Linked DNA regions of Homo sapiens: region 2 is linked to region 1. Evidence: read pairs that join two places in POLR2A ChIA-PET (ENCODE). Cell type or tissue: MCF 10A. All regions are shown on one strand. Links, peaks and the distances in the headings refer to the core of each region. The heading gives the core; the rest is flanking DNA. Region 1 overlaps AIG1 (androgen induced 1). Region 2 has its middle 45 kb from the start of ADAT2.

Region 1 (9,931 bases), core at 830-8,829:
TGGAAATCGCCTGAGATCAGCTGTCAAGAATTAATCAGGGATACTTACTGTATTATGTACTTGAAACTAAGAGGGTAGACCCTAAGTGTTAACACACACACACACAACTATGTGGGGTGTTGGATATATTAATTAGCTTGATTGTGGTAATCATTTAACAATGTATCCATATATCAGAACCCCAAGTTGTACACTTTAAATATATACAATTTCTGTTTGTCAATTATACCCCAGTACTGAAAAAAAAAATGGTCAAGAAGGGCTGGGCATGGTGGCTAACACCTACAATCCCAGTGCTTTGGGAGGCCAAGGCAAGAGGATCACTTGAGGGCAGGAGTTTGAGATCAGCTTGGGCAACATGATGAGACCTCATCTCTACAAAAAATAAATTAGCTGGGCATGGTGGAACACACCTGTAGTTTAGCCCTACGCAGGAGGCTGAAGTGGAAGGATTGCTTGAGACCAGGATTTCAAGGCTGCTGTGAACTATGATCACACCATGGCACTCCAGCCTGGGTAAGAATTCATTAAGGACAATAATATGATCTAGAACCAATTTAAGCAGAGCCAAAAGAAGGACCTGACCTCAAAGAATATGCACATGAATCAGAAAAGCGACCCAGTCCTTGTCAACGTCCTGCTTCTCTCTCTTTCTTTTCCCTTTCCTAATGCTCATCTCTTTGTAAAACATCTCCTCCTCATGGACTTAAAAGATTCAAACATCTTTGTTCAAATTCTGGAAGTCATGGTGCTTCCCCCAGACTGAGGTGATTGCCACTGAGGATCAGATCCCAGGTGAGTTGAGGGCAGAGGAAAGGGTCCTCTGAAGCCACGTTGGAGAAGGGCTTGTTAGACTTCCCTTTACTACAAGAACGCCTGCTATTCTTCATGCATCCTAGCTTTTCCTAGTCATTCTTTATTCCTTGATCATATTCACCCACTTACCAAAACACTTACTGGATTGATTTTTACTTTTAGTGTGTTCTACTTTCATAATCCATAAGCTGCCTATCCTCGTATAGCACAGCACACAGCTATTTTTATAATCCTCTACTCATTTGATTCCTAGCCCCAGTAATCCAGGAACTGGCCATTATATCTAGTTCATGCAACCCATAAAGTTGCACATTCTGTACCTTTTGAATAGTCTTTCTCTCATCTTTTTCCCCTTCATCCTTTCTGATTCTTGAAGCTGAAAAGATTCTCAAGGCTCCAAGTTAGCCCTGCCCTCATCTTGGTTCCTTCTTCAGTGGCTACCAGATATCATAGACTTATGACTATCAAAGCAAGAGGAATATGGAGTCAGGGAGATACATTGGCTGGAGCAAGGGGTGGGCCTGAAGACAAAAGTTGATGAGCAGTTTTTGAAGGTCCAGTCTCTGTTCATGAGGGAGGCTCCTGGTGAAGAGATAGAAATGCCACTCATCACTGTGTACACTGGGGACTTTTCCGTTTACCTGAGATAGTCACAGAATGGAGACCTGCCTCCTAGGGGTCAACCAAAGTAGGTACGAGGAAGGATCTGCAGCTGGTTTAAGCTTTAAAAATGTGCCTCTACCCAGGATTAGGCTGCAGAGGCTGATGAAAATGTCAGGTTTCTTTGATTTGGCTGAACTCTGTGAGCACAATGTTGTAATACTGTTGATCTCATGCTGATCTGAAGCTGGCCAAAATATATATCCATGATGAATTATAATAAAAATAGGGAGGATTATGACTTGATATATAAAGTTTGGGAAATAAAGCCATTTAAAATATTGGTCTGTGGGTGAAAATGACAAAACATAGGGCCATAAGGAGGAATAAAACCAAAGGTTGGTTGTGTGATCTACATGTGGAGCTCAGAGCATGTTTCTTCCTCCAGCCCCCTTCCCCGTTGCTCTGCCTCATGAGGGAATTAGCACTTGGTATTGTCTGTACGACTGGCATTGTTCCCTGAGCCTCGAGTCTACGGGGACCACAACTAGATGGTCTAACGTGTGCCTTATTCAGCTGAATAAGGTGTTGAATAGCTACAAATTGATAACAAGTTTTAAAGAGCATGAAGTGCCAACTATGCCCTGGCTAGTAAGAAAGCCAGTTATATGTCAAGGAGGCTTATTAGCTGTGCATGACCATATATAAAATTACAGGGGCTGACTATAGCACCAAAATTAGGTGGTGGTAAGGAATTTAATCATGTACTGACCAATTTCTTGTTTCATAAGAACACTAAGTCCCTGTAAGTGCCAATGTCAGCAGATTCATAACCCTGCAGCGCAATTTTGGATTGTCAGAATCTGTTAACTGTAGGTATGCCATCTATGGATTTTAAAATCAGAGGTTCAGACTAGCTGTATTACTTGGTGTAGTGTTAACCATGTTTGGTGGATGCCAGGATGTGCCACACAGGTCCCCTTTGGGGATTGGACTTACTTCCCCAGCAGGTGGGAGTGCCGTCAGTTTCAGCCCTCTGCTCTAAGCCCTCTCCAGAACTGCCCTTATGTGAAGACAGCAGCCTTACTAAGTTCAGACCCCCTTCCTGTGGCAGCCCTCATCCCATAACTGGTCCATGCTGGGGTATAAAGACCTGACCCACTTCCTCTATTAGGGGCAACTCTGAAGGGCAGGGCCTTCACAGCTTTGCAGCTCCTAGTAGGGTGGGCTCAGGCCCTTGTTCAGACTGCATTGCAAGGCCATACCTTCCTTACCTAGATCACACTTTCTTACTTTCCCTGGACAGGTGTTGGTCCTAGAACACTTCCCTAATAAACTTCTGCATGCTGATTTCCATCTCAGAATCTGCCACACAGGGAACCTGACCAGCAACAGTAGGACAATCTGGATGGCTTGAGTCAGAAGGTGATAAGTTAGAAATAAAGCACTGAAATTTAAAGGGCAAGCATGAGAATGACTCAAATGAAAAAGACAGTATCAAGTGCTGGCAAGGATTCAGAATAAGTGGAACTCTCATACACTGCTGACGGGAGGGTCTATTGGTACAATCATTTGGAAAACTCTTTGACTCTGTCTGTTAAAGTTGAATATCTGTGATCATGTCCTATGAGCTAGCAGTTTCTCTCCTCAGTATATATGCCTAAGAAAAATGCACGCATGCCCACCAAAAGAAGAATACACACAAATGGGCATAGCAGCACTCTTGCCAAATGCACCAAACTGGAGAGAACCACAGTGTCATCAATAACAGAATGAATAAATACATCATATTATAGTCACACAATGGAGTACTATGCAGCAATGAGAAGGAAAACTACAGCTCCACAAGGCAATACAGATGAATATCACAAATATAATATTGAACAAAAGCAGCCAGACACAAAAGAAGACATAACATATGATTCCATTTATACAAATGTAAACATCGGCAAAACTGATGTATGGTGTTTGAAGTCAGAGTGGTGGTTGCCTTTATGGAGATTCACTGTGACAAGAAGAAGTCTGAAGGGGATATTCTGGAAGGCTTTCGAAGCTGTTTTTGATCCAATTGCTGGTTACTGGAGTGAGTTCACTTTAGGAACATTTGTTGATTTTTCTGGACACTCACTATTTGTGCACTTTTCTGTGATATGGTATAGTATTTAAACTCAGAGTTTATATAGTGAAGGAAGAAGAAGGAAGGGCAGATGTAAACACTGGATACAAAAAATGTGACATCACGGATGTAGACAAAAATTCCCAAGATTCAAACAGGACCCCTACTGTCCAGTACTGCAGACTCCTATAGATGACAAGTCTGAGGTCCAGAAGGGCTCCAGTTGGCTCAAAGTTACATAGCCAGCTAATGGTGAAAGACTTCCTGGCCCCATCCTTTCCCCCTCTTCCCACACTTAGCAGAGCCAATGTGGTCACTAGAGTCTCCATTCATCTGAGCTCAGCATTGACCACAGAATCATCCAGGCAGCCTAAGCAAGATATGCAATGTACAGGGAAATAAAACATGAGCAAAGACCTGAAAAAGGCATAGGAATTTGATGTAACAGAAATGTTATCCATTTCTTAGAGGCCTTTCTCCACCTATTACCTACTGTCTTCCCACCCACGCTTCTATAACTACCCACAATGCTTTGTGTTGAAAGTGTGTCATTTTCTTTTTGCAAAGCCAAAGACTACGGAGAAAAGGTTTTGAGCTGTGAGCTAAATTGCCTTTTTCTCCCTTGGCTTTTTCCTATAATCTTTGGGAGAACTCTAGACTATACTGGGCTCTAAAGGCCCCTTTTGAGAGCATTGCCTTATGTCATGGAATCATTGTGAAAAACAGCTAAGTTATAACTACTTTATATGTCTTTAAATAAGTTAGTATTTCTCTAAGAGCTTTAATTTCATTTAATAGGTGATAGAGATGACCTTGAAGATTAAAGCTGAAATATTCTTCATTCTTTAAGTATGTTAATATGTGTGTGTGCACATTTGTGTGTGTGCACATGGGTATGTGTGCTTGTGTGTGTGTGCATGGATGAGTGTGTGTGTTTGCATGTGTGCAAATGCATGAATCTGTACTAGTATATAGGCTTGCATGTCGTGTGCTTGCGTATGTTTGCATGTGTGTGTGCATATGCACAGGCACATTCTCTGTTAATATAATGCCATTTGCAGGGTGCTTGCCAGTCTCTTGAGACTCATGGTTCTCTGCTTTCGATTACACTCAGACTAGTCCAAAACCCCTCTGAACTAATTCTAATCAACTTGGAAGCCACCACACTCAGGCATGAGGCCGTCAAATGTGAGTGTTTGCAGATGTCAGTGCAGAGATGGCAGTAATCCAGGAGGACAGATCAAGGCTTAGTCACTGAAAAATACATGCCAGTGCATCCCAGCTCCAGAGCACCATCTCAGCCCATAAGAAAAACATGTCATGACAGTAAATCAATAACCCCTTGGAGATGATTCGTTTCTGAAATATCCCTGATTAATTATGCCAGTCCATGCTTGGCAAGAGTACTTTGCTCCAGCATTAACCTAATGCTTTTTGCATGAAGCAGGATTATAACGGGTTCTCATAAGTCAAATTTGACATTTTAAATCAGGCTTTAAAGGTTTGGGTTATAGATTTTATAATGTCTCCATGTCAAACATAATTGCTCTTATTGCTGCTAGTAGACGTTTGCCAATCAATCAAAATAACATTTATTTTCATCATAAACAAGGGTAAATTAAAACCATTTGAAATCATTGTATTTGAAAACTTAGTGAAGAAGCATCTTTAGTACCATTGAAATTTGCTTCCTCACTGTGATACATGGGAGCGTGATGAAATTATAAAAGTCGATGGAAATGTGTTACTATTTTCACCTTGAAAAATTAATGCTTCTACATATTTTGTGAATACGCGGCTTAAATTTGGTGGCTTATTCCCATATGATTATGATTTGGGGCAAAATAGCTCCCTTTCTTTACATAATAGGAAATTATCATTTTTGTCCCTTAAAGATGAATATATCTTTCAGTTTGCTTATAAATTGCATTCAGAACTTATTTCTTATTCCTCTTAAATTGCAAGTGTTTTTTTCTCTAAGAAAAGTTAATGGAAAAAGAAGATTTGCTTAAGGGGAAGTCATACTAATAGGTTCCTTCAACAAAAGCTTAGCATACAATGGTCAACTGGTTTGTACATTCTCCCTAAAGTACTTCCAATGCATCAGGGTCACCTTCCCTTACGGTAATTATAGCATTATGTGGTATATTACTACTCTATTTCTATACTGTATGTGTATACTATTTCTATTTGATTATACTGAGATAGATCTCAGTATAGTCATTGAGTGCCATCATGTAGGTATGCAGTGGGAACACGAAAAAGAGGGATTAACTCCGCCCGAGACAGAGCTGACCTTATGGAATAGTGTATTAGTCAGAATAGGCTAACTTACCCGAAGATAGTAACTTCATTCTGAATTCTCTGTAGATTAACCCCACAAAGTTTCTCATTCACACAAAGTATGTTGTTATCCAGTTGACCCTCCAGAGCAGCTTTCTTCCAGGTGGTAATGCAGGGATCCAGAACCCTTCCATCTATGATCTTAACATGTGGCTCTCAGGTCACTATGGTAGAGAAGAGAGAGAGTGAACACACACCAGCTTTTAAATGCACTGGCCTAAGAGTGTCCACATCGCTTCTGTTAATAATAGGCCCATTGGCCAGGACTAGAGCTTACTGTGGCCCCGCCTAACTGAGGAAGCATAGAAATGTGAGGCTGATTCTTTGATGGGAGGAAAATGACTCTGCAATATGTATATACCAAGGATAAGATCCCAAATATTAAGGGATTGCAGTCAGAAAGAAGATGAACAAAGACGTGAAAGTTTGAGGTCTTTTAATGGAACAATAACAGTTGCCAGTCCAGAGTGGTATAAGATTAATCTAGAAAAGTAGGTTGAATCACATAGTAAGGGCCTTTGAAGGCAATGCCAAGAAACTTGGACTTCACCTGAAAATAGTGGGAAGATTTTGGCCAGGCGCGGTGGCTCATGCCTGTGATCCCAGCACTTTGGGAGGCCGAGGTGGGCGAATCACAAGGTCAGGAGTTCAAGACCAGCCTGGCCAACATGGTGAAACCCCATTTCTACTAAAAATACAAAAATTAGCTGGGCATCGTGATCGGCACCTGTTATCCCAGCTACTTGGGAGGCTGAGGCAGGAGAATTGCTTGAACCCGGGAGGCGGAGGTTGAAGTGAGCTGAGATCATGCCATTGCACTCCAGTCTGGGCGACAGAGTGAGACTTCGTCTCAAAAAAAAATATTGTGGGAATATTTTAAAGAAGAGAACCACATAGTCAGAATTATGTTTTTAAAGCCATACTCTGACATTGCAGGATGCTGATATCTACGAATAAGTGGATTCTACTGAGAAAATATCTGAAAAGCAGGTGAATAACATTAAAATCCTAGGTTATTGTTTTTCAAGCTTCCTTTTGTTAAATTTCAGAGTGCTGTGAATGATGTTTCATTTTTCTATAGTTGCTCCCCAAACTTGTCACTTTTCCGTGCTCTTTAAGAAAATACTTCAATGCTTTAAATTTTACTGAGTGCAGGAACACCTACTTGAGTTTCACTTTTCCCTTGCCATTCACCTCTGCTGTGTCCCCCATTGCTCTCTCTTCTTGCATTCTTCACCTCACTCCCCAGAATGTTTCTTTATTAGTCCATTTTCACGCTGCTGATAAAGACATACCTGAGACTGGGTAATTTATAAAGAATGAGAGGTTTAATGGACTCATAGTTCCACGTGACTGCGGAGGCCTCACAATCATGGTGGAAGGCGAAAGGCATGTCTTACATGGTGGCAGGCAAGAGAGCATGAGAGCCAAGCAAAAGGGGAAACCCCTTATAAAACCATCAGATCTTGTGAGACTTATTCACTACCATGAGAACAGTATGGGGGAAACTGCCCCCATGATTCAATTTTCTCCCACCAGGACCCTCCCAAACACATGGGAATTATGGGAGCTACAATTTAAGATGAGAATTGGGTGAGGACACAGCCAAACCATATCAGTTTCCAAAATACTATTAAGGAGAGTGGGCCACCAAAAACACAAGAAAGGTAGCACAAATCTCAGAAAGAGAATGCCTCTCCATGACAACAGCTTGGAGTTACTCTCCCTTCTTCCCCTCTACCTCCATGAGGCTCTTGCTACCTGTGGGATTTACCCTCTGACATGGGCATAAAGACTGACCTGTTGTCCCTCAGACCCTGGAATCTTAAGAAGCTGAATGGTGGGGCGATGAGAGACGATTTCAGGTTCCTTCTCCCAGGCACAGCCATGACACAGTCAGCTCCCCTTCCCTCATAGGAGATCTACCCCTGGCCATTCTTTTATCCTTCGGTTGTCCTGGTGCTCCATAGGCAGCAGAGCACTGGGAGTCAAACTGCCCAAGTCTGAGCACAAACTCACCACCTTCCAGTTGGATAAACTTGTGCAACTTTCTTAACTTCTTGTGCCTCAGTCTCTGTAAAATGGAATTGATGATGATAATAACATATACCTTGAGGCATTATCTTGAGAATTAAATGAGTTTTATTCCATGTAAAGCGATCAGTACAGTTCCTGGCATGCAATAAATAGATCTCATAGAATAACTTCAATTATTTGCATGTGTTGTGTGAGCCACTTCTACTCCAAGATCCTATACATGCAACCCCAGTGAATGAGATCTTTTCCAAGGTGAGAGACTTTAAATTTTTATTCACCTAATTGAGACATGTTTCCCAGAACAGCAGTCCGTTGGAGGCAAGGATGACTGGTGTATAGTAGGAATATAGTATTTATTGGATGAATGAATGAATGAATGAACAAACGAGCATGGGAAGCAGTGTGTGTCAGTAAAAGAGCATGTTTTAGAGTCAGGTAGATCTGGAATCAAATGTTGGCTACACCATTTATGAGTTCTACACTACCTTTGACAAGTGAACCCCTCTGTTCCTTCATTTCGTCATGTATAAAATGAAGAAGATAACTACTACATTAGGATTGCTGTGAGAATTAAATATGATAACAGTGGGAAATGTCTAGTATAAACTCAGCATATATTAGGAGCTCAGTAAATGGTAGCTATTATTATTGTTATTCCATATTTCTGCACATCCAGTTAATGATAGAGGAAGCAGCATAAACACAGAGGGATGAAATAAATATTTTCTTTGTTTACCTGTCAAATTGACATTTACAAAGTTAGACTAGCTTTCTTTTTGTTCTTTATCTTATGTTGTTGTCTGTATTGTGGAGCTTATTAAAGTAAAGGAGAAAAAGAAGAGTAGAAAGGGGGAAATTGTAGGTGACAAGGCTGCAGAGAGGTGAGGAAGAGGTGTGAGGCTGAGGAAGTGGCCTAGAAGAAAGTCATGGAAAGTCCCTTCCTTGAAAAGCCAGCAGGATAGGAACCAGGCAGGAGAGGGGAGCGACTTGACAGATAAATCTCTCCTCTCTTCACTCCCTTCTCCACTCTTTCTCCAGCTTAATCTTTCTACTATTAATATCCAAATTTGTTTCTCCTACTTCTCTAGATCTTAAACTCCATGGAAGATGTCTGAACCTATAGAGGAACGTCTGCTTCCTGCAGGGCAGACTCCAGCTCAAAGCCCTCTAGGGTTTGGCAGACACCTCCCTCACCCTCACCCGTGCAAACCCAGCTCTTCATCCTCTTTCATGTCTTGCAGTGGTAACAGTGCCCTTAGTGGACTGTGCTGTACCTTTACTTTTTCTTCTCCTTGGCCATGTGAATGAATGCTGTCCTTTACCCTTCTACTTATCAACCCCTAGTCACATTTAAAAACCCAGTTCTAATGTCCACCATGATATGAGATCTTTCCTTGACATAACCAAGCAGAGCAAATCACTCTGGCCTTTGTGCCATTGTTGGTCTGCAAGTCTGCATACAGCTCATCATAGTATAGTGGTTTGCCTGTCTGAGGGCATTCATTAGAGGTGCTATTCTGTGAGAACTACACATACTAATTGGGAAATCTTCGTGGAAGAAAGCAAACACTAAGTCACTTAAAAATGGATGTTATATTTTATGGTACAACATGGGTCATCTCTAGCATCCCAGTCACAAAAAGAATTCCTTAATTGGTGGCCCACAGGCTGCTGAGCTGAAAAGGAAAGAGAAAATACACACCGCACTGCAGCCTCCTGGTAATGCCATGGCCCCTTAGCACCTCCTGGGTGTCCTCATTAGGATTCAGCAAGAGATAGTTACTGCCTCAAGTCATATTTAAAATCTTTAAATGCAAAAGTAATAGCCCAGTAAAACGTGTCACTGTCCTAGTGTAATGGTTCCTATGACATATAGTTGCTCTTAATTGCAACGATATGCATGTCTTAATTAAGTGTGCAACACTATTTTATTTGGCGTAATTATTAAAACCATATCCTAAGAGTTGTTGGGGCTAATGTTAGAAGTGAGTAAATTCCAAATTTAGTCCTTAGCCTATA
Region 2 (9,931 bases), core at 847-8,846, 130 kb after region 1:
TTGTTCTGTCAAGTCAGAGTTGATGAGAGAGACCCAGGTAACTCATTCTCTTGCTCTTGTCCTGATATCTGATCTCAGGATGGCATTCGAGCTGGTATTTACCATTTGGCCATGTGCCAGGAGTCCTGTATTTTAAAGATCTTTAAGTAGAAACACACATAACTCAAAATGTTAAGCTAGAAGTATCCTATTTTCTCTTCTAAATCTTTCAACTTACAATTTAGGAAACAGATCTAGAGTAAATGGGTAATTTTTTTGAGGCAGCAACAAAACCAGGACAGGAAGTCACACTTCCGTCTACCGAGTTCTCCCAATCCAAAGCTATCTGAAGTGGCTGTTTTAGATTTCCCCACCCACAAGACTTGGCCACAGTTCTCCTAATGCCCAACCCCTTGGCATCACAGCAGTAAAGGGAACTCTCCCTTATTGTGAACATAATATAACACAAGCTCTGAATAAAGAATACAATGTTGCTTTTACCATACTTTTTTCTTCTTCTTTGAAATTATGGTGATTCCTAGTTTATCTTAAATTACACTAGCCCAAACCTTTATCCACATAAAACAAAGCCAGAAATCAGGAAGTAAGCAAGAAAGGCACCTATAGTGAAAAAATAGCTTCTTGTGGTCCACGCTAAAGATTGCAGGATGTCCCATTTGGCCTTTGCTGATGTCTCTGATTCATGTTTAAAACCTTAACAAGCTTGTTTGCAGGGGTTGCAATCTTCCAGGAGCCTGAGAGCTGCCAAGACATAAAAAGAAGAGAAGTTTCTATGGGCCAAGAACCATAGGACAGACCCTCAGAGCACCAACAAAGCACTGCACACAGCCAGGAAAGAAACAACACAAACAAAGCATGAAAAGCAGGCAGAGTTTTAAAAGGAGCATTTCCAGGCTGGCTTACAAACCTCCACAGGCCCAGGAGCAAACTCCATCAATAGCGCGTGGCAGCCGTGGAGGTTTTTAAAGCTATCCCTGACTTAAATATCCAGAAAAGGTTTTCTTTTGGTCATCATGCTTTGAAGAAACAGAGAACTGTGATATATCTTAGCAAGACTGGCATGACTACCACTTAACATGGCGATTACTGTTGAGATTGTATTGTCTCAAGGGTGTAAACACACAAATGAACAAGTAAAACTCCTCAGCTATGTAAAACCCCCAGGGGCTTCAAACGATTCTGGTGTTTCTGAGGCTCTTCTCTTCAGCCTTCCCTGTACAACCAGCCCCAGGCAGCCCAGTGTGCTAGCTCCCCAATTTTTAAGCCAAGAAATGTTAATAGTTTTGGAAAACATCTTAGCTTCAATTACACCTGAATGCAAATTCCCAACCACGTGGGCCTTACACATTTTTGAGGTGTTGCTCACTGCAGTCCTAGCCCTATCTACAACACTCAGCAAAACCCTAAAGGGGGTGGCTGATTCTTTTACTTTTCCACCTAAAACAGCCACCTTCTGTACCCATTACTCTCAGCTTGTTCCCCTTGAAGAGTGATTTGTTTGGTACTTGGATTTTTTTTTTAATTTTATGGTGTCCTACAACATGCTGGTTAGACTAAGCCATTGTCATGTTGACTCTAAAATATTTGAAGAGATTTATTCTGCTCCAAATTTAAGTGACTAACAGCCTATGACACAGCCCCAGGAGGTCCTGAGAACATGTGTTCAAGGTGGCCAGGCTATAGTTTGGTTTTATACCACTTTAGGGAGACATAAGACATCAATCAATACATGTAAGATGTTCACTGGCATGGTCCGAAAAGGCAGGACAACGGGAAAGTGGGGGGAAGAGGGGACTTCCTGCTCATAGGCAGATTCAAACATTTTCTGATTGACAACTGGTTGAAAGTGTTATTATCTAAAGACCTGGAATCAACAGAAAGGAATGTCTGGGTTATAATAAGGAGTTGTGGAGAACAAGGTTTTATAATGCAGATGAAACCTCCAAGTAGCAGGTTTCAGAGAGAATAGATTGTAAATATTTCTTTCTTTCTTTCTCTCTCTCTCTCTCTTTCTTTCTTTCTTTCTTTCTTTTTTTTTTTTTTTTTGAGATGGTGTTTTGCTCTTGCTGCTCACTCAGGCTGGAGTGCAGTGGCATGATCTTGGGTCACTGCAACCTCCACCTCCCAGGTTCAAATGATTATGCTACCTTAGCCTCCTGAGTAGCTGGCAATACAGCTGCCCACCACTATGCACGGCTAATTTTTGTATTTTTAGTAGAGACTGGTTTTCACCATGTTGACCAGGCTGGTCTCGAATGTCTGACCTCAGATGATCCACCCGCCTCAGCCTCCCAAAGCGCTGGGAATACAGGCATGAGCCACCACGCCTGGCCAGCTTGTAAATATTTCTTATCAGACTTAGAGTTGTTCTGCTGGTCTTAGGGCTCTGTGTTGATGTTAATGCTGGTCAGCTGTGCCCGAATTCAAAAAGGGAGAAGTGTATAATGAGGCATGTCCAAATCCCACTTCCCATCATGGCCTGAACTAGTTTTTCAGGTTAACTTTGGAAAGTCCTTGGCTGAGATGAGGCATCCATTCAGATGGTTGAGGGGCTTAGAATTTTATTTTTGATTTTCAGTCAACTCAGCTATATTAAAGCATGCATTACTTTTTTGCTGTCTTTACCCCTCTCCTCCCAATATATTTTTGTGGCTCCTCCTCATAAAAATTTACTTGGAACCCGGAGAATATTATTAAAAAAAAGAAAAAGAAAATAAAAGACTCTCTCCTGAGGAAAAAGTTATTCCACCCACCAAAGTTACAAAACAGGAAATAATGGCTCAGTATGATCCTGGGGACACTCGGGTGCTCTTTTGAAGCTGTTTTCAAATAGGGCGGTTGTTCAAATCCAGAAACCTGGGTCACAAAATCTAAGTATGCAGGAGAAGCTGCCTCCTACAAGAGAAGGAGCCTCCATCCTGGCCTGTTGGAGCGGTCTTACAGGAGAGTCATGAACATAGAAATCAAGTCTTTTCTAATGTCAAAATCATAGACCTTAGGGAAGAAGGAGCTGAAGAGCTCTCCTCACTAGTGGCTGCCCACGAACGAAACCAGCTGCCCAGGGTGGCAATCTGTAAGAGAACAGAATTAATAAGGAAAAAAATGGCACCAATTAATGTGGATTCCATATTCCACTTTTACCTATGAGGCCAAATATAAGCTGGTCTTTTTCTTGCTGGAGTGAACAACCCAATAAAACAGAAAGTAAAAAGAACCAGAAAAAAAAAAAGATGCTCAACAGAATTGGCCTTTCCTTATCAAATAGCTGTTGTTTCTTTCTTCTCCTGTAAGGTAGACACACAAATAGCCATAGCCTAACTCAAACCACTCCACCAAGCCTGCAACAGACTGATAGTTTAGCTAAAATTGTCATCACAGTCCACTGGAATTTTGAAACTAAGTAACGTGGGGTTCGTGTACTGAAAATAAGTGAAATGTGCCATAATCAAAATGTAGAACCCTTTTGTATACCTCCCCAGACAGCAGCATTCTTGGGAAAACTGCAAAAGAATACTGAAGACAGTATAGGAACCAAAGATGATGAGGTGATATTTGACTGGCACGAAAGTCAAGAAAAAATAGTGTTTTTGAACAACACTATGTAACTAGAAATCTAAGTACGTTTTCTCTGCAATAAATGCATGTGACTGACAGAAGCCAGTTATGAGTATGCAGGCATCCAAAAAAAATGTAAAATGAAAGACAATTTCAAATAAGTTACAATGTTATGTTTCTGAAATTAAGCTTCTGGCTAAACATGTTTGAGGAAACAGGGATTTTACTCTACTCCTGTCTCTTAAAACTCATGGAAGAAAACTCTGTCTTTAATGAAACAAAGAAATGGCCATGCCCCGAACAAAACTACTGAACATTTCTACCAAAAATGCTAACGCCTGGTCTCAGGTGGGCAAGGAGGCTGAAGCCCACATTACAGCTCAGGCAACGTGTCAATTTCCCATTGGCTCTGCAAGACAAACTAGCATCCTTTCAGGGCCCCCAGGTAAGGTTGCACAGGTGGTGCCCCGCTAAAGCATGCCTGGCCCAGAGGGTGAATAAAAGAGGCTGGGATAGAGCCCCTTCCATGGTTTCTAAACAAAGCTAAGACAAACCACCCAGAGACACCCATCTGCTCATAAGCACTAGCCAGAGGGGTGCTTTCACCCAAAGAGGAGGCCTTGTAATTCACACTAGGCCCCAAGTGGGCTAATGGCAGCCCTGGGTCTTCACTTAGGGAGAGAAGATCCAGGAGCTGGGCAGGCCATGGATGAAGAAGTGAACTATCCATGTGGCGACCCAGTTCTGCACCCCCAGAATGGCATAGAGTCAGCCTCTGCTGGAGGCCTCTCACCACAGCTGCTCATTCCTTTTCTTGAAGACACATCTCCCATTTATTTTTGGGCCTGAAGAATGAGGGCGTCTCTCAGGAAATTCCCTTAAATAAAAAACAACCTGGTTATATGTGCTTCCTTCTCTCAAATTAAGCAAGCAGGAATAAACTGAGCATAAGTGAAAGCAGGTGAAGGACGTGCATCACAAGGAAAGACACTTCAGCCAGTAAGACTTCAAGCAAAAAAAAAAAAAAAAAAAAGAAGGAAAAGAAAGAAGAAAAAATTAGACAAAAGGAAAAGCAATTATAGAATGACAGAAAACAACTAAAAGTGAACTAACAAATATGCACATTTCAAATTTTGATCAACACTGATAATTGGGTATCTAAAGATGTCCGTCAATATTCTTTTCCGTCAAAATATATGAGAGTTTTCTTACATCCATGCTGACTTGGGGATAGTATCCATCTTTTGAATCTGGAGTAGTCTGTTGGATTTTAAAAAATGGCTTCTCTTATTTTTAATTAGCATTTCTCTGATGATTAGTGAGGTCAAGCAGATTTACATATATTGACTGATCATTTGCGTTTGGCTGCATTCAGAAGCAGCCCCTTGTGCTGGGAATAATCCTTAAAGGGAATGTGAATAACATTTTCAAATGGGGAGAAGCACACTCCGTACTTCTGAGGTCAGACTTAGCTGGCATTTTGGCATGTAGAGTAAGCTCGGTCATGAGGGACAGACTTACTTTTCAGAAAATCTAGAGAGCCAAATTATGTTATGAGGTTTTCTAAATTTGGGGTCAGCCAAAGGCACGGAAAAGAGAAGAAACAAAATCAGAGAAGTCAGAGAAACCTTCCTCAGGTTCAGACAAGGCAGTCTTCTTTCTACCCTGCATGACAGGGATAATCCACCAAAATATCCCTGCCAGCGCCTGAAACTTTGAAAACAATTATATGGGGGTCAGGCTTTGAATTTTCGAAAGTCCATGATTAAGCTACAAATAACCAAAGATTCTTGAGCACTTACTATGCACTAGCCAGTAAATCAAACGTACCATAATTCACCACAGCGTCTGGGTCAGGGAGAGGTGAGAAAATTCCTGACTCACAAATGACTCTGTGAAAAATGAGGATAAGAATGCCCAGTTCATAGAGAGCTATGATAATTACATGAAACACGGTATTTAAAGCACTTTTGCCTTGGACAAAGTTGGTGCTCTGTAACTATGAATTCCCTCTCCCTTTCCTCCAGTTCCCTCTAATAGTTAATGTGTCTTTATCAATCCTCATTAACTAAATGGTGTCCATGACCTGGAACACAGAATGGGAACCTCAGCTGCTCTGGGCAGTGGGGCAGGATGAGATGGTGCATGGGGATGAGCAAAGGGTGAGGTGGTACCTGCACAATCTTCTCACCAGGTGGGATGAACCAGGGGTTATCATACACTACCTGTTTATGAACAGATGCAGTGCTGGATTCTGTATAAGTGCCAGACTAAACATACAAAGCCCTTGAGCATGACATGTACCTTTTATATGCTTTTGAAGAATTTGGAGGGGTGCAAAGGGGCATCCAATCCTGCTTTCTTTGTGGGGCAGTGGGGGTTGGAAGGAGGAAGAAGTGAAATGTGTGTAGGGGATGTTGGGGGGTTAGGAACAATACAGCCCTCTATGGCAGGGAGCAGGATGGGAGTGAGGTGAGAGCCACAGCCGACAGCCAGGCCACAAGTTCTAACTCTCCACTCAAGACTGGGATGTTTTCTTACAGCAAAAACCAAACCTGATACCACCCCAAATTTTTATTTTATCATTAGCATTTTATTTCCTCAAATGTGTTTACTTTGCAGTAACAGTAATGTCAAAATATCCTGGACAAGGGTATCATGCCCAGGACTATTTAAAGAAAGGAACCCTTTGCCGTTTCCACAAACCCCGAAATGGCCTAAAATGTGAGAATTTGCATCAGATCTCACTGCCATGCAAATCAGAGAGTGGCTTGCATGGTGGCCTTATTTATTTTGGTAAATGCGTGGGCAGGGGAGGTAAAGGAGCTGTTTGAAATGCTTTTAAAATTTTTAGTTTCAAATTATTGAACACTCCAAGAAAAAAACTTAGATTTTTCTAGGGATAAAATAAAGCAAACCTTACTTCAGATATGTGTAAAGCATAAATACACTTAACACTCTTGAAAGCTATATTGTTGACTATTTGAAAAGAGGGCTGGGAATATTTTCTTCTTAATGAATAAGTAAATTCACTTCACCTGAGGACTTAGTACAAATGGGCTCCTACATCATCTTTACTGGCCCTTTCCCACCATGGTGTAAGGCTATGGTTCCTTCCTCTCTTCAGGGCACGGCCACCACTTCTCACCTTCTTATCTTGATGTTCTAGCCAACTGTGACTCCAGTTACGGTACTTACCTGGGGTTTGCCTCCTACCTCTATAATTTTCTTCACCCCAATCTGCGCTACTGGTGCTTTGTCCTCAATCTTCTTCTGGGGCCCAGGTCTCTGCATGACCTCCCATTGGCTGAATTATTAATTGTTAATGGGAATGTATCTCTGGGTCCCTGAATTGCTTCCTCAATTTGGTATCACATAAAATTAACTATCAAGGACGAGTTGTTATTAACATGAATATGGAAAGGTAAACATGCAAGAATAGCCAGGAAAGCAATTAAAATAACAACTGTGAAGAGAAATGCTCTGGTAGACACTGAAACATACTAGAAAGCCTCTATTAACACAGTCTGGGCCTGACCACAGGAATAGAAAAATAGGCCAGTGGGATAGAATAAAAAGTCCCCAAGGAGACCCAAGACATGGAAATGTAGGTGTATCCTAAACAGGTATTGCTAGGGCAGAGGTGGGGAAAATTTCCAATGCGGTAGCCATTGGAAAAAGATAAAATCTGTACTGCATACCATATACAAGAATAAACTCCAAATGGATCAGGGATCTAAATGTAAACATTTAAACTGTACAAATACAAGAAGCAAATATGGGTGAATTTTTCTTTAACCTTGATATAGGGACTTAAAATCCAGAAAAATTAAATATTGATAAATGTGTCTACATAAAATAATTAAAACATTTTTATTGCAGGAGAACCATAAACAAAGTCAAAAGGGAAAAATATGTATAATTTATAACATGGATAAGGGGTTAATATCCTCAATATTCAAATAATTCTTAGCGAGGGAAATGATTAAAGCTACCTGAAAAATAGAAAAAAAGACATGAACAGACAACTCATTTAAAAGCATATATATGGCATTTGAACTTATGAGAAGATATTCAAACAACCCATAATTAAAGACATGCAAGTTAAAACTATTGCATTTCTCACCTATCAGATAAGGAAAAATTTAAAAGTATGACAACACATTCTGTTGGCAAGAATAGAGGGAAACAGGTACTCTCATGCATTGCTGGTGGGAATACAGATTGGCACAACCCTTTTAGAGGGGGATTTGGTGATGACTAACAAAATGATTCATCCACTTACTTTTCAACTAAGCAGTCCTACTTCTAGGAATCCACCCTAAATATACATCTCTAAAAGTACAAAAATACATATACACAGGTTATTTATTATGATATTGGTTGGAAAGAGCTTGAATACTTAAGAGAGTAGGTGAATAAACTATAGTACACTCAGTGGAGTACTATGCAGCCATAAAAAATGAGTGATAAGGGATGCCTATGAACTGATATGCTGTGCTTACTAGGGTATACTGTTAATTGAAAGAAGCAAAATGTGAAAAAATAGAAAAGCCTATCTTTTGTGTAAGAAAAAAAGGAAATAAGAAATTATACACATATCTGCTCAATAGTGCAAAAATAAATAGAGAAAAAATAAACCAGAAACTAATGACTAGTTACACATAAGGAGAAGGGAATGACTCCTAGTCACATACAAGGAGAAGGGAATGACTCCTAGTCACATACAAGAAATAGGTAGAATTGGGTTGGAAAGGATGGGAAAATGAGAGCAGGATAGAATGGATAGTGGGGGGCAGAGGAGTGACTCTTTTCTGAGTAACCCTTCTTATAAAATTCTGACTTTTGGCAACCATAGTAGTGATTTATGTGCTCAAGATATATAGATAGACAAAATCAACAGGGATGATGAAAGAAATCCAAAATGGAATTTGTATCAGTCAAGAATCCAAGCCAGGAGGCACAAGTCATGCAGTAATTTGAATAGAGAAGTTCATTATGAACAGGGAAATAACTATGAAGGTGTAAAGACAGCCCTAAAGAATATTCTAGAGCTGAGAGTACAAAAAGAATAAACAAATTTGGAAGTGGCCCCTCTCCAAGGATGCGACTGAGATCTCATGGGAGGTGATGGAGATACTCAATAAATACTAAAAATTAATGGGTTTTCTGGGCCCAGAGCTGTACCACAGCCATCAGGCAAGTAAGAAATACACCCTTTGGTAGGCATGCCAAAGCTGGCAGGAAGAAATTGCAGCCAGGGCCAGCAAGCCAAAAGCAACCCTCTGGAGTGCAAGCAGTCAAGACTGGCAGAAGGGCATTGAGAATGACTCAGCATATTAGGAGCCCACTCATCAGCAGGGCAGCATGAGACCTGAGGTGTGCAGTGTTTACTTTAGGAGGGTCACATCGAGGTGGTCACCAGGCCAAGGCCAGAGCTGTGAGCTCACTAAGGCACCATGTGGTCTGAACAAGCAGCTGGGACAAAGCAGCACTAAATTTTTTCCCGCACACTGCTGGCCACCGTGTGGTAGGAGTGAAGAGATAAAACGGCAGCACATCAGGGCCGGGTGCAGTGGCTCACGCCTGTAATCCCAGCACTTTGGGAGGCCGAGGCGTGCGGATCACGAGGTCAGGAGATTGAGACCATCCTGGCTAACACGGTGAAACCCCGTCTCTACTAAAAATACAAAAAATTAATTAGCCGGACATGGTGGCGCCTGTAGTCCCACCTACCCCAGAGGCTGAGGCAGGGGAATGGCGTGAACCAGGGAGGCGGAGCTTGCAGTGAGCCTAGACCGAGCCACTGTGCTCCAGCCTGGGCAATAGAGTGAGACTCCGTCTCAAAAAAAAAAAAAAAAAATAGCAATGCATGGTGAATCTGCGGGCTTTGGAACCATCCAGATGTGGATTCGACTCTGACCTTGTAACTTAACTAATTGTGTGATGCCAGGCTAGTTACCTAATTTCCCTAAGCCTCAGTTTCCTCACCTGAAAAATGGGTCATCATAATAATATCTACTTTACGTTATTTATTGCAATTATCTCTATATTTATATTATGATTATTTATATTCAATGGATGATATTTGTAAAGAACTTACTACAAACTCAACCAGCAGAATTCATAATAGTTTGATATGGTTTGGCTGTGTCCCCACCCAAATCTCATCTTGAATTGAAATCCCCATAATCCCCACGTGTTGAGGGAGGGACCTGGTGGGAGATGACTGAATCATGGGGGTGGTTTCCCCATGCTGTTCTCATGATAGTGCATGACTTCTCATGAGATCTGATGGTTTTATAACTGTTTGATAGTTCGTCCTTCACAAGCACTCACTCTCTCCTGCTACCTTGTGAAGAGGGTGCCTGCTTCC

Evidence for each region. Peaks named below come from ENCODE experiments on the same cell type or tissue, not always from the same donor. Only the 100,000 strongest peaks of a DNase experiment are listed, where the experiment ranks them.
Region 2: POLR2A ChIA-PET joins it to region 1 with 7 read pairs; 2 of 35 experiments call an interaction of 5 or more read pairs at or near these places.

The regions. Positions count from the first base shown.
Region 1 is chr6:143,266,402-143,276,332 of GRCh38, forward strand. All of the region lies in intron 3 of AIG1 (androgen induced 1), which reads left to right. Among named protein-coding and RNA genes, the nearest start is that of ADAT2, 180 kb to the right of the region's middle. In MCF 10A, for the core only: no CTCF peak of the experiment used is centred there; a DNase peak (open chromatin) is centred at 4,760.
Region 2 is chr6:143,400,556-143,410,486 of GRCh38, forward strand. No RefSeq gene overlaps it. Among named protein-coding and RNA genes, the nearest start is that of ADAT2, 45 kb to the right of the region's middle. In MCF 10A, for the core only: no CTCF peak of the experiment used is centred there; no DNase peak of the experiment used is centred there.